Regions from separate parts of the Homo sapiens genome. Here region 2 is linked to region 1. The links are chromatin contacts, found by Hi-C or POLR2A ChIA-PET in ENCODE. All regions are on one chromosome and are shown on one strand. The core of a region is the stretch at or near the end of the contact, and the rest is flanking DNA. Distances in the headings are between cores, read along the strand shown. Region 1 holds the start of FZD2 (frizzled class receptor 2). Region 2 holds the start of PLCD3 (phospholipase C delta 3).

Region 1 (7,564 bases), core at 4,570-7,069:
ATCCCTTGAACCAGGGAGGCAGAGGTTGCAATGAGTGAGATCGAGCCACTGCACTCCAGCCTGGGCAATGGAGCAAGACCCTGTCTCAAAAACAAAAACAAAGAAAGAAAACAAAAACCTGACTTGAAGCTCTCAGACCCAGAAGAAACAAACCTTGTGACATCCTCATGTTGGCTAGAATCTCTGCTGGCCCAAACACCTCTTCTCAGTCTCCTTCCTTATTGGCCCCAGGGCCTTTAAATGTTGACATCCCCAAAGCTTTGGCCTTCCCACCCTATCCATCTTCCCTAGGTGATCTTAGCCATGCTCATACCATCAGACATAGGCTGAAGGTGCCAGATCTAAATCTAGCCCAGAGTTCTGACCTGAGCACTGAGTTAGATTATTCGCCTGCCTTCTGGACACCTTCTCTTGGATGTGCCATAGGACCAGGCTTGCATGACTGCACTCATTATCTGCCCTTTCCCTGCATTTCCCAGCCTGGTTAATAGCATTAGGGCACCTAGGTCAGAGCCTTGGTTGATCTCGTCCCTTACTCTCTCTCCTTACCATCTGCACTGTCACATCTCAGTTCCTGCCGTCACCATTTCTTGCCTGGTCTCTTGTGATCAATCTGTAACTGGTATCTCAGGCTCCCGGCATGATGCTCCTCAAAACTGCCCAAATGCACTAGTTAAAATGCAAATGTGACCTCTTCCTTTCCCAAAATTCTCCAGTATATCCTCATCTCCAGGAGCCCAGACCGTGTGCAAGGTATCCAAGATCTCTGACTACTTAAAGCCTCCTCTGCCGTCGTTCTCCTAGATGCACGTGGGACTCTCACAGGGCCAAAGTCTTGCGCTGCCTCCCTACTCCATCTATTTCACCCCACCACGCCCTTGCACACAATGTTCCCTCTGTCTGGAATGCCTGTCCCTCCCTTGTCTGTTTACATGTCTGTTTCCCTGTTAGATTGTGAGTTCATGTTTCTACATCCAACACCTCACACGTGATCTGTGAGGCCCTGCAACTCTGATCCCTGCTGGCCTCTTTACCTCGTCCTACTTTGCTCCTCACTCCAACCACACAGCCTCTCTTGCCCTCCCCGACTCAGTCAGATTCCCTCCCCAATTATGCTTTCAAAGAACTACGGATCTTCCCTTCACAGCACTGAATCCCATGGCACTTTTACATCCATGTCAGTGACTGTGCAGTCAACGTGAGTGTCTCCCACTAGGACATGAGCTCCATAGGAACAAAGGGTTGGGTCTGGTATTCAGTGTAATTTTTTTTTTTTTTAAGAGATGAGGCCGGGCATGGTGGCTCACACCTGTAATCCCAGCACTTTGGGAGGTCGAGGTGGGCAGATCATGAGGTCAGGAGTTTGAGACCAGCTTTGCCAATATAGTGAAACTCCGTCTCTACTAAAAATACAAAAATTAGCTGGGTGTGGTGGTGCGCGCCTGTAATCCCAGCTACTCAGGAGGCTGAGGTAGGAGAATCGCTTGAACCCAGGAGGTGGAGGTTGCAGTGAGCTGAGATCGCACCACTGTACTTGGCGACAGAGTGAGACTCTGTCTCAAAAAAAAAAAAAAAAAAAAAAAAGAAATGAGTTCTGGCTATGTTGCCCAGGCTGGTTCCAAACTCCTGACCTCAAGTGACCCTCCTGCCTCAGCCTCCCAAAGTGGAATTACAAGCATGAGCCACCGTGCCTGGCCATAAATTTGTTAAGTGAATAAGAGCACACAATTCTTACAGATATTAGGGGCTATGTGATGCAGGAGACAGAACACAGCTTTAAGAGCCAAACAGGCCTGGGTTTTAATCTCACCCCTGCCACATACTATGTGACTTTGGGAAAGTTGCCAGATCTCACCTAAGGTGGATTCTTCATCTATAAACAAAAAACAATACCCACTTTGTAGGCATATACATGTGCAGAACTTAGCAGGAGCTCAAAAAATGGTAGCAATTGGCCGGGCGCAGTGGCTCACGCCTGTAATCCCAGCACTTTGAGAGGCCGAGGTGGGTGGATCACAAGGTCAGGAGTTCGAGACCAGCCTGACCAACATGGTGAAACCCTGTCTCTACTAATAATACAAAAATTAGCCAGGCATGGTGGTGCCCGGCTGTAATCCCTGCTACTTGGGAGGCTGAGAGAGGAGAATTGCTTGAACCTGGGAGGTGAAGGTTGCAGTGAGCCAAGATTGTGCCACTGTACTCCAGCCTGGGCGACAGAGCGAGACTCCGTCTAAAAAAAAAAGGGTAGCCATTACCCTAGGTCTCCCAGGATGCCTGCTGAATAAATATTTAATTCAACGTAACTTCTTGTTTTAAAAGGCGCTTTATGATTATGAAATGTATTTTTGTCATTCTGAAATTATTTTGGATGTGGAGTCTCACATTTTTAAAATCTGTTGGTTTCCTACTTGGCAGATGGGAAAACTGAGGTTCAAAGAAGTAAAGTGACTGTTCCAAGGCTGTATAGTTAGTGGCAGAGTTACAAATGGGTCCAAGTCAATGACCAAGCTAATTTATTTATTTATTTAGAGGTCTCACTCTGTTGCCTGGGCTGGAGCACAGTGGCATGATGACAGCTCACTGTAGCCTCAACCTCCTGGGCTCAAGCAATTCTCCCACCTCAGCCTCCCAAGTAGCTGGGACCACAGGCATGCACCACCATGCCCAGCTAATGTTTTAAAATTTTTGTAGAGACAGGGGTCTCACTTCTTGTCCCAGCTGGTCTCAAATCTGGCTTCAAGCAATCCTCCTGCCTTGGCCTCTCAAAGTGCTGGGATTAAAGGCATGAGCCATTGCATCCTGCCCAAGCTAATTTTTAAAAACTCAGAAATAAATGCTGTATCTATCAAATAACAAATTACATCCTTTAGTTACAGGGCTCCTGTACTCAAGAGGCAGGTTGGCAGAATGAGAAGTGCTGTAGGTAGGCCTGTAATCTGAAGATGCAGGTTCTGGTCCTGTTCACACTCAGGTCCCTCACGTGAAAGGCAAGAGTAAACATGAAATACCGTGATTTCTCCTTATTTCATGTACAAATGCTAGACAAGTGTAACATCTTTGTGGAATCACTTTTCTTCTGGGCTACTATAAACTCTTTTTTTTTTTTTTTTTTGAGACAGAGTCTCGCTGTGTTGCCCAGGCTGGAGTGCAGTGGCGCGACCTCAGCTCACTTCAGCCTCCGACTCCCGGGTTCAAGCCTCAGCTCCTGCCTCAGCCTCCTGAGTAGCTGGGACTACAGGCATGCACCACCATGCCCAGCTAATTTTTGTATTTTTTGTAGAGACGGGGTTTCACTATGTTGGCCAGGCTGGTCTCAAACTCCTGATCTCAGGTGATTGCCCGCCTTGGCCTCCAAAAGTGCTGGATTATAGGCATGAGCCACTGCCCCCGGCCTACTATAAATTTTTGAAGGGCAGATGCTGTCATCTTTTTCCACATTCTCCATAGCCCCTATTATGGTGGTTTGAAATAAGAAAAAAAGTGTGTTGAAGGAATGAAAGGTTGCCTGAGTGAATGGAAGAATGTCCTCTATTTCCTGTTTCCAGCTCCCCAGCTCCCCATCTGCCTTGGGGTGGCTGGGAGGGGATAACTGTCATTCAGACCTGGCCCTAGGCCAGGAAAACGGGTTTGTCATGGAAGGAAATTGAAGATGCTGCGTTTACATTGGAGATTTGCTCTCAATTTCCTATCGGACTGCGAGCTTCCTGAATGGGGTATAGGAGCCTGTCATTCATTTTTGTTTCCACTGCTCAGCTTCCATGTTTGGTACCGGCTCTCAAGATGCTTTGAGATGGACTAGGCAGGAGATCTGAGGATCAAAAGCTCAGGCTCAAATGGAGCAGAGAGAGCACAACATTCCCATCCTTAGACTGCTCTGAGAGAAAATGGGCTTGCTGGTGGAATAGAGATGGGTGGGCTGGAAATGGGATGCACAAAAAAAGGCATATCCCCCTCGACACCCACTCATGCCCCAATTTTGAAGGAAAATTTTCATCCTGGTGTAGGGAAAAGGCAAATTCCCCAGGATGTAATAAGGAACATTTTCAAGTTGTAAGAAACCGGAACATCTTTATATCATTCATTCGATCAGGAAAAAAAAATTTTTTTTTGAATCCTGTCAAACCTGGATCCCTTTGTATCCATCTACTTAGAATATTTTTTCCTTCTCCCTACTCCTTTCCTCTTTTTGTTATTTTTCTTCTTCTGCTGTTGTTGTTTAAAACAATTCTTTTCTATATTGGAGCAAGAAACATTTCACCAGACTGTGAGGATTTGGCCCATACTGTGAAGCAAAGGGGCTTTCTAAACTCAATTTTCTTTCTTCTTTTTAAGTCCCCCCTTTCCCCTGTCCCTCGGGAGAGACAACAGAAAATAATTGATCCATCATCCAGTATCAGGCCCAGGAGATTTACATGCAAATTCCTCCTCGACCCCTTTCCAAATTTAAAATCCTAGAAGGGAAAAGAAAAATTCTAAAAGTAGCAGGAACCCTGCTGGCCACACCCCACCCCTTACCAGGTGAGAGATGTGGAGGGGATAATTCACCACAACCCCCCAGTTTCCTCCCGCGTCACACACGCCACCCCTCTCTGGTGTGGAACCACTTAAGATTTGGGTAAAACTCCCCTCTCGCCCTGGAGACGGGATCTGGAAGCTTTTAGGGGGCGGAGGTAGAGGTGGGGAGGCAGAAGGAAAATTCCCTCAAACGTTCGTCAGGCCTAAGAGAGTCGTCCCTTCACTCAAAATTGCCCGTCACCCCCCGCCCCCCACCATTAACTTTCGATTAAGACCTCCTCCTTAGGGCAACTAAACTTTACTTTGCACAATTAAGATTTGCCGCAGAAGAAGCGGGAGGGAGAAGCCGCAGCTCCGGGCCATTCTCCTTTCCCTCGCTCCCTCCAAGCCCCCCGCCCCAACCCTCCAGCTCCGGGCCTCCGAGTTCCTGAGTTTTCTCACTTTGAGGTGCCACCGAACACAAAGAACCATAATGGGCTCCTTTGTGTTGGCTACGGGGCAATTACGCCTCGGAGTCCTGGTCCCTTTAAGAGTCTCTTAAAGAGACAGGATCCCATTTTTCAGAGGGTTTTTTAAGGGTGTGTGGAGGGGGAGGGCGAGGGATCTACGTGTAAAGTGAAGTGAAACTTTCGCCTGGGCTCCAGAAAGAGCGGACAGAAAAGGTCTTTGTAAATTGTTAGTTTTTTTAAAGTCTGTTTTAATTTTTAAATTTGAGATTTTTCACTCGATTTGAAAAATTGGACTAGGAATAGGTGGGGTTCGAGGATCGGGGGCGGGGGCAAGGGTTTAAAGAGTCCCCACCCGGCAGAGCACCTCGGCCCGGGAAGAGGAGTGAGCCAGGGTCGAGTAGTGTCCCCCGATCTCGCCGCGGCAACTCCGGAGAAATCCCGGGCTGGGCAAACAGCCCTTAATATAATAATAGCTTGTCTCTTTAAAAAGCAAAAGGGGGGGAAAGTTTTGTTGGCATCTGGTTTCTGATCTCATTATGTTGTGGTCGACCAATCCAGCCCTCGGGCCTGGTCCTCGGGTTTAAATCTGATTGGCCGAGAGCACATTTTGGGTTGGTGCTTAGAGCTCGACGGGGCGGTTTCAAGGATCCCTTTTTTGGGGGGCTGAGGAGAGGGCGGGGCCGCCAGCGGGGGCCCCCTTGAAACCGACTAATTGGGATCGGAGAGGCCGAGGTGAGGGCTGGAGGAGGCACAAAGAAGTCGCTGGGTGCAGAAGGGAGGGGAGAGGGGGAGCTGAGAGGCGAGAGGAGGAGGAAGAGGAGAGAGGGCAGCAGCGCGCGGTGTCTCCGGCTGCTCAGTCCGACCGCGGCAAGCAAGCGGGCAGGCGCACCGCCCCCTCCCCCGCCCGGCCTCCCCAACTCTGCGGCCGCGAGTAAAGTTTGCAAAGAGGCGCGGGAGGCGGCAGCCGCAGCGAGGAGGCGGCGGGGAAGAAGCGCAGTCTCCGGGTTGGGGGCGGGGGCGGGGGGGGCGCCAAGGAGCCGGGTGGGGGGCGGCGGCCAGCATGCGGCCCCGCAGCGCCCTGCCCCGCCTGCTGCTGCCGCTGCTGCTGCTGCCCGCCGCCGGGCCGGCCCAGTTCCACGGGGAGAAGGGCATCTCCATCCCGGACCACGGCTTCTGCCAGCCCATCTCCATCCCGCTGTGCACGGACATCGCCTACAACCAGACCATCATGCCCAACCTTCTGGGCCACACGAACCAGGAGGACGCAGGCCTAGAGGTGCACCAGTTCTATCCGCTGGTGAAGGTGCAGTGCTCGCCCGAACTGCGCTTCTTCCTGTGCTCCATGTACGCACCCGTGTGCACCGTGCTGGAACAGGCCATCCCGCCGTGCCGCTCTATCTGTGAGCGCGCGCGCCAGGGCTGCGAAGCCCTCATGAACAAGTTCGGTTTTCAGTGGCCCGAGCGCCTGCGCTGCGAGCACTTCCCGCGCCACGGCGCCGAGCAGATCTGCGTCGGCCAGAACCACTCCGAGGACGGAGCTCCCGCGCTACTCACCACCGCGCCGCCGCCGGGACTGCAGCCGGGTGCCGGGGGCACCCCGGGTGGCCCGGGCGGCGGCGGCGCTCCCCCGCGCTACGCCACGCTGGAGCACCCCTTCCACTGCCCGCGCGTCCTCAAGGTGCCATCCTATCTCAGCTACAAGTTTCTGGGCGAGCGTGATTGTGCTGCGCCCTGCGAACCTGCGCGGCCCGATGGTTCCATGTTCTTCTCACAGGAGGAGACGCGTTTCGCGCGCCTCTGGATCCTCACCTGGTCGGTGCTGTGCTGCGCTTCCACCTTCTTCACTGTCACCACGTACTTGGTAGACATGCAGCGCTTCCGCTACCCAGAGCGGCCTATCATTTTTCTGTCGGGCTGCTACACCATGGTGTCGGTGGCCTACATCGCGGGCTTCGTGCTCCAGGAGCGCGTGGTGTGCAACGAGCGCTTCTCCGAGGACGGTTACCGCACGGTGGTGCAGGGCACCAAGAAGGAGGGCTGCACCATCCTCTTCATGATGCTCTACTTCTTCAGCATGGCCAGCTCCATCTGGTGGGTCATCCTGTCGCTCACCTGGTTCCTGGCAGCCGGCATGAAGTGGGGCCACGAGGCCATCGAGGCCAACTCTCAGTACTTCCACCTGGCCGCCTGGGCCGTGCCGGCCGTCAAGACCATCACCATCCTGGCCATGGGCCAGATCGACGGCGACCTGCTGAGCGGCGTGTGCTTCGTAGGCCTCAACAGCCTGGACCCGCTGCGGGGCTTCGTGCTAGCGCCGCTCTTCGTGTACCTGTTCATCGGCACGTCCTTCCTCCTGGCCGGCTTCGTGTCGCTCTTCCGCATCCGCACCATCATGAAGCACGACGGCACCAAGACCGAAAAGCTGGAGCGGCTCATGGTGCGCATCGGCGTCTTCTCCGTGCTCTACACAGTGCCCGCCACCATCGTCATCGCTTGCTACTTCTACGAGCAGGCCTTCCGCGAGCACTGGGAGCGCTCGTGGGTGAGCCAGCACTGCAAGAGCCTGGCCATCCCGTGCCCGGCGCACTACACGCCGCGCA
Region 2 (7,476 bases), core at 3,560-6,059, 580 kb after region 1:
GCAGGCAGGGCAGGGTGTGTGTGGGGTGTATGCATAGGTGGGGAGTGTGTGTGTGCGTGAGACAGTGTGTGTGTATGAGTGTGAGTGAATGTGTGTGAGTGTGTGCGTGTGAGTGTGTGTGTGCGTACAGGGTTCATGGGTGGAGAGGGTGGAAGGTGGGCCAGCCAGGGGGAAATAGGCGGCTCGCACTCGGGAGGTGCACACAGGGCTCCACAGGAATGCGAGTCATGCAGGGAACTGCTACAGCCAGCAGCTGTGGCCAAGGCCGAGCAGGGAGTAGAGAAAGAGCGTTTCCAGGTGGCCGGGGCTGTGAGGCTCTAGGAGAGGACACACAATGGCGAGGGGTCCCAAAGACCCTCCCACCCTAATCCTTTAGCCAGCAGGCAGCCTCCACACCTCAGGCACCAAGCATGTCCCCCGTGACCCAGCTGGCTGCCACACCCAGGGCTGGAGCCTGGCGGGGGCTCGGTGCCAGAGTCCATAACATTCCTTGGAGAATCAACAAAGTCAGGAAAGGCAGGCGGTGCTTCCCTTGGCCCCGGGTGGGACACAGCAAGTGGGGGTGGCAGCACCCTTTTCTCTGGGGCCAGAACAGGCATGAAACCTGGTTGGGTGCGGAAGTCAGGGTAGGGGACAGGGAAAGATGTGAGGGGGACCACAGGGCCTGGCAGAGCCAGCCCCCTAGTCCCACCTGGCATGCCCCTGCTTAGACTGGAGGGCCACCCAGCTTACCCACCACCCAGGCCAGGCACCTGCCAGGGCTGGGGGTTGTTCTGAAGACCCTCACCTGCCAAGTCACCCACAGCAGTCCCACTCACCCTGCGGAAGACATCCCAGGCAGGCCATGGGCCGAGCCCTCTCGCTCAGGGGCACTTGGTAGTGTGTGTAGGCTGGGGAGGCAAGGGGGCAGGATTCTGCCCACTCAGGCCTCTGCCCATGGGGAGGATGAGGGGCAGGGGCGGAGCATCAGGGCACAGGCACACACGGGGCTGTGGGGACACAGGGTGGCCAGAGAAAATCCAGGACACCCGTTAAATGTGAAATTCAGATAAAGAATAATTTTTTAGTATAAATACATTCCATATTCCGCATTTAGCGGAATTCCAAACTTAACCGGGTGTTCTGTATTTTATTTGGCAGCCCTGTGAGGACGCTCCTGGGGGCTGGCAGGGCCCCCATGGGAGAGGAGCGGCCAGGAGGCCCCCTGCAGGTATCAGCTTCTCTATCAGTCACTGTGTGACAAGCACGGACTCTGGGCCACACTGCCTGGGTTCAAATTTTCTCTCAGCTACTTCCCAGCTTTGAACCCTAGGCAAGTTACCAAATCTCTCTGAGTCTTAGTTTCCTCATCTGTAAGAGAAGGCTACTGGTACCACCTACCTCATATTAGTGTGAGCATTACATGAGATAATATGCGAAAAGCGCCTGGGACAGTGACAAAATTGTTCATTAGTATTCATCAGGCTAGCCAAGAATGGTGGCTTACACCTGTAATCCCAGCACTTTGGGAATCCAAGGCAGGAGGATTCTTTTAGCCCAGGAGTTCAAGACCAGCCTGGACAACACAGTGAGACCCCAACTCTACAAAAAACAGAAACAAAATTAGCTGGATGTGGTGGTACCCAGTCTCCCAGTCTCCTGAGTCCCAGCTACTTGGGAGACTGAGGTGGGAGGATCACTTGAGGTCAGGAATTTGAGGTTGCAGTGAGCCATGATCATGCCACTGCACTCCAGCCTGGGTGACAGAATGAGACCCTGTCTCATAAACAACTAACAACAACAGCAACAACAAAAAGTATTCACTGGGAGCCATCATGGAAAACTAGGCTCTGGCAGCAGGCAGGCATGTGGCCTTGGGCGGTGATTTCACCCCTCCGCCTTGAGCTTCCCGTCTGTAATGTGACATGAGGACAGCACCTCCCGCACAGGGATGCCTGAGGATTAAGCAGGATCAGGTCTGATGCAAGCTCAGCACAGTGCCTCACGCATGGCGGGTGCTCACTGGGCTCTAGCGCTCCTCTCTCTTCAATGATTCCCTGCAAGTCCGCAGCCCAGCCCAGGAGCGGGGGACTGGAGGGGGGACAAAGGACTCCCACTCACTGTGGGGGTGTTTTCTTCCTCCTTCCCCGCTCATCTGGGTCTCCCTAGTGTGGCCCTAAAGGATTTTCCTTCCTCAGGCCCCTCTAAGCCACTCCCTGCCCTAGTCCCTTGACCTGATTTGATATAAAATCTATTCTCTGTTAGGCTAAGGGGTGTGGTGATGGCAGGGGCAGAGCGAGGCGGGGGAGGCTACCTGGGTGACAGGCCTAGGCCTTGGCCTCTGATGGCCCAAGGGGCTGGGCCCCAAGACTGGGTTTCCTTCTCCACCCTGTCCCTGGACTCCCTATGGCCTGGGGAAGGGACATTCCCAACAGACTCGGACTCAACATTCCTCTCTCTGCAGTCACTCAGCAGGACAGGGCAGTGGTGAGGAATGAGGGTGACCTAGATGACATTCTGATATCTATGTAGTTCCCGAGAGTGTCACCTTGATGAGGTGCCCAGAGCTCCCGTGCAGCCTTACTCAGCTGATGAGTACCGAGGCCCGGGCTCAGCTGTAATTATTTGTCTGCATGTGACTCTGCCCACTAAACTGTGCACTCCCTGAGGGCAAAGCTCTGTGCTACTCATCTCTGTAGCCCCAGCCCCTGGCACAGCACCCTGGCCCACTAATGGCGCTCAGCAAACGTGTGGGATGAAGAGGCCAATGGGCATGGGGCCTCCCCTCAGCCCTTCCGCGGCACCCGTGACCCTGCCAGGGCTGACTCCCAGGGCTGCCCTCAGCCATCCCCAAACCACACCATTTCTTAGCCCAGAGAATGACACCTGTCGATCACAGAGTCCAGCCCAGTCTATCTCCTGGGAGTTCTGGGGTCCATCCTGGGTGTCCCCCAAGTCTGGTCCCCACCCCTTGCCCAACTAACTCCTCAGCCTCCCTCCTTGGGTCTCCCTGTTTCGCCCCTGCCTTCATCCAACCTGCCCCCCACTCTCCACACTCACTCCTGCCCAAGCCCTTTCTGGGGCTCCTGATGCCCTCCAGATAAAGTCCATGACTCTCCAGGGAGGGCCTGGAGGAGCTCCTCCCACCCCCAGCCTCTCCCCTTTGCCACTCCCGTCTTCCTCAGCTGGGGCCAGCCAGGGCCTGCTGGCTCCCCAGCCCCTCATGTGCTGCCCCCTGTTCCCCCACCCCCAAGGTCCTGTTCCTTTGTTTCACTGTCTGATCTCCCTGCTGGAACCTCAGCTCTCTAATGCAAGAGCCCCAGGGTGGAGCATACCATAGGCACTCCACAAGTGCTTGTACCATAGTACCATACCATGGGCACCGCATAAGTGCTTGTCCAATGCATGCACAGTTGAATGGATGGCAGGGTAGAGATGGTGTCCTATGTCTCAGTAACCAGAGTGCCAGGCACAGCGCCCAGACATAGTCAGCGCTCAGGTGGAATGAGTCGAGGTAACAAGAAGGCAAAACTGGCAATCAGGACCCCTGAATTCTGCCCCAAGTTCTACACGGGGTCCCTGGCAGCCTTGTCCTTCTGTTCCGGAGTTCCACACCTAGCCTCTCCATCACTGACTATTCTACCAATGGCAGGTCCAACGCAGCACTTCAGTGGCGCGGTCCTTTCCACGTCAGACAACATTCTCGCACACACCCTCTCATTCAAGCCCTCCACTGCCCTGCGGGTCCCACTTTTCCCAGACTCTGAGAGGGTACCAGGGCCCATGTGGTGGGGCACCACCGGGGTGCCAGTCACACTTTGCCCTTTGTTGGCTGTGTGGTCATAGGCAAATTCCTTGCCGTCTCTGAGTCAGTTTCCTCACTTGTGAAATGAGGATTCACCTCCCACCTAGGAAGTCGAGGAAGATTGCAAGACACCACCTGTGTAACCCACCCAGTGCCAGCTGCCTCTGTGATGTTCCAATGAGCCACAGTTACATTCCTTCTCCACGACTGACTTCCCCAAATCTGAGGTGAGAGCCTTGGCTGTCGGACGTAGGCTGTTAGACCAGTCCTGCCAGAGCAGTGTGGCTGTGGCCGCCTCTGTGGGGCCGCGGCTTGGAGGGCTGCTGTGGAGGCCAGCCTCTTCTGCGGAGGCCGACCGCAAACTCGCATCCTTCCTAAGGGCTGCCAAGACCCCGAGACACCCTGGCAGAACCTAGATACTGCTGGGGAGCCGGACGAGGGACACCCCAAGCCTCCCTCTCCCGCTCCATTCTCCTTGGAGACCCCACCAGCGCCCCGTGCCCGAATTCGCGCTTCAGACGCCCCGCGAGCGCCCCCTGGTGGGAAGCAAAGAACACCCTGGGCGCCCGGCTCGCCCCGGGACCCTCGGATGACCCCAGGTGCGACCCCCAGCTGGAGGGAGCTGGCCCTCCGCCCCTAGCCATAGCCTCCCAGCCCCGTGCAGCCTGGGGAATCCACGAACTGCTCCCTGGAGCGCCCCAGACTGGGCCTCTGGGAACGGTCCGCGCCCACCCCACCGCCCCTTGCCCGTCACTGACCCATCTTCTTCAGCGCCCGCAGCCCGGGCCTCTTGGTGCCGCCATCGGAGGGAGTCGGCGGGGACGGGAGAGCGACCGGCGCCGCGACTTGGGCTGCGACCTGGGCGGCCACCGGGGGCTCCTCGGGCGGGCGGCGGCAACGCCTCCAGCGGCCGCACAGCATGGCTTGGCGGGGGGCCGGGGCCGGGCCCGGGGTCTGCACGCGGGGACAGGGCAGCGGGGCGCCGCTCTGGCCCGGCCCCGGCTCTGAGCGAGGCGGCGAGCGAAGAAACTTAGCGGCGCGGGAGGGAGTCGGAGGAGGCAGCAGGAGGTGGGGCGGGGCGGGGCGGGAAGGGAAGGGGGCGGGGCCGGGGCGGTGCGAGGGCGGGGCCAGGCGGTGGCCTGGAAGCCCGGAGCCTCAGCGCTCGCCCCTGCTCGTGAGTCCGTCTCCCCTTAGTCCGGGCGAGCCTCTGATCTTGGCCGCAAGGGTGACTAGAGCCCCCATGCTGCGGGGCTGGGGGTGGGAGCCGGCACCGGGGACGAGGGCCATCCTCTGGCACAGACACCCTCTCCTTCCCGGGGGCCCTGACTCGAGGCTGACGCAGGACCCCCTCCTCCTTCCCTTCCGCGTCCCCGTCGCGCCGCAGGCCTCAGCAGGGAACCAGAGCCGGGACAGGACGCAGGGCCGGGAGCGAAGGCAGAACCCCGGGAGCTGAGCCGCTCGGGGCAGCGCGAACCCGAAGGGATGGGCATGGGGGTGGGGAGGTTGGCAGTGACGTCATAGGATTAACCTCCCTGTGCCAGGCCAGGTGCTGCCCCCTCGGAGAGCCACAGTCTCGGAGCTGACGGACCTGGGGAGCGTGAGGCGGAGCCGAGCCTGGAGTCCCCAGCAACTGGTTCTGGGTTCGAGGCTTGGACAGGCCGGCACCCCAGCCCGGCACCCGCGGTGTAGTTGTCCGCGACGTCAACCCGTGGGTGGGCATCCGTGTGCAGGTTCTGGTGGCCGAGTCGGGTGTGCACTTACTATTTATATGCAAGCACCAGAGTGCGTGCGCGAAGTGGGGGACGTCCAGGTGGCAGCGTTTCTGCGGCCGGTGGCCTGGGTCCGGCAGAGACATGGGCGCACACCGCCACTTTGCGGCGGCCAGCGGCGTGGCATCCTACAGAGAGGCTAGTGCTCAGGGCCTGATTTGCCACCTACTTGCCCTGCTCTACCCCATCCTCAGATCTCCCAGGCCCAGAGATTCTGCACACTGGCTTGGGTCCCTACGCCACTCTGGGGTCCTGAATTTTCTTTTTTTTTTTTTTTTTTTTTTTTTTTTTGAGACGGAGTCTCGCTCCGTCGCCCAGGCTGGAGTGCAGTGGCGGGATCTCGGCTCACTGCAAGCTCCGCCTCCCGGGTTCACGCCATTCTCCTGCCTCAGCCTCCCAAGTAGCTGGGACTACAGGCGCCCGCCACTACGCCCGGCTAATTTTTTGTATTTTTAGTAGAGACGGGGTTTCACCGTTTTAGCCGGGATGGTCTCGATCTCCTGACCTCGTGATCCGCCCGCCTCGGCCTCCCAAAGTGCTGGGATTACAGGCGTGAGCCACCGCGCCCGGCCCTGAATTTTCTTCTTGATTATCGTATTCGCCTTTGTGCTTTTGATCCTGCCGTTCCTTCCTCCAGAAACAACCTTCCTTATTCTCCTGGTTTACCCTTTTGTTATTCTTGTTGTTGGATAGGCTAAGTCTACATTTCTTTTAATTGTTATGGACACTTAATAGTTGCAGAGAATTATGGAGAGGCATGTAATGTTTTGATACAGGTATAAAATGTGTAATGATCAAATCAAGGTAATTGAAGTAACCATCACCTCAAGCATTTATCATTCCTTTGTATTAGGAACATTCCAATTCCGCTTTTAGTTATTTGTATTTGTATTTTATTTGTTTATTAGAGACAAGGTCTCACTACTTGGTTGCCCAGGGTGGAGTGCAGTGGCATGATCATAGCTCACTGCAGCCTCAAAGCAATTCTCTTGCCTTGGCCTCCCAAAGTGTTGGGACTACAGGCCTGAGCCACCACTTCCCGCCCAGTTATTTTGAAATATACAATAAATTGGCCGGATGCGGTGGCTCACGCCTGTAATCCCAGCACTTTGGGAGGCAGAGGTGGGATGATCACTTGAGGCCAGGTATTGAATGAAGACCAGCCTGGGCAACATAATGAGACTTCTGCCTCTACAAAAATTGTTTTTAAAATAATTAATTTAAAAAGATACAATAGGCCGGGCGCGGTGGCTCACGCCTGTAATCCCAACACTTTGGGAGGCCGAGGTCGGCGGATCACGAGGTCAGGAGATCGAGACCATCCTGGCTAATATGGTGAAACCCCGTCTCTACTAAAAAATACAAAAAATTAGCTGGGCGTGGTGGCGAGCGCCTGTAATCCCAGTTGCTCGGGAGGCTGAGGCAGGAGAATGGCGTGAACCCGGGAGGCGGAGATTGCAGTGAGCCGAGATCACGCCACTGCACTCCAGCCCGGGAGAGAGTGAGACTCCGTCTCAAAAAAATAAATAAATAAAATAAAATAAACAAAATAAAAAGATACAATAAATTATTGGTAACTATAATCGTTGTATTGTGCTACCGAACACTGGATCTCATTCATTCTAACTGTATTTTTGTACCCATTTCCCCCCCTCCCCAGTACCCTTCCCAGCCTCTGGTAACCATCATTCTGCGATGTCCATTTTGCTTACTCTTTTTTTTTTTTTGAGATGGAGTCTCACTCTCGCCCAGGCTGGAGTGCAGTGGGGCAATCTTGGCTCACTGCAATCTCCACCTCCCGGGTTCAAGCGATTCTCCTGCCTCAGCCTCCCGTGTAGCTGGGATTACAGGCGCGCGCCACCACGCCCGGCTAATTTGTGTATTTTTAGTAGAGATGGGGTTTCACTATGTTGGCCCGGCTGG

What was found. A loop is a pair of places that touch in the nucleus more often than their neighbours do. ChIA-PET counts read pairs that join two places held with the same protein, here RNA polymerase II (POLR2A). Pooled maps may share reads with other maps.
Region 2: a pooled map shows a loop between it and region 1 (5-fold over the local background). The contact joins the promoter of PLCD3 here to the promoter of FZD2 in region 1. A Hi-C loop is called at or near these places in 7 of 50 pooled maps. POLR2A ChIA-PET finds 5 or more read pairs at or near these places in 2 of 52 experiments (K562 and OCI-LY7).

The regions. Positions count from the first base shown.
Region 1 is chr17:44,551,665-44,559,228 of GRCh38, forward strand. It overlaps FZD2 (frizzled class receptor 2), which reads left to right and starts at 5,820. Exons shown (of 1, transcript NM_001466.4): 1 at 5,820-7,564. The coding sequence starts at 6,025. RefSeq lists enhancers at 4,315-5,084, 5,085-5,852, 6,070-7,030 and silencers at 5,527-5,626, 6,025-6,271, 6,517-6,566.
Region 2 is chr17:45,127,706-45,135,181 of GRCh38, forward strand. It overlaps PLCD3 (phospholipase C delta 3), which reads right to left and starts at 4,810. Exons shown (of 15, transcript NM_133373.5): 1 at 4,543-4,810. The coding sequence starts at 4,705. It also overlaps a transcript of ACBD4 not described here. RefSeq lists silencers at 4,614-4,743, 4,844-5,063 and an enhancer at 5,534-5,603.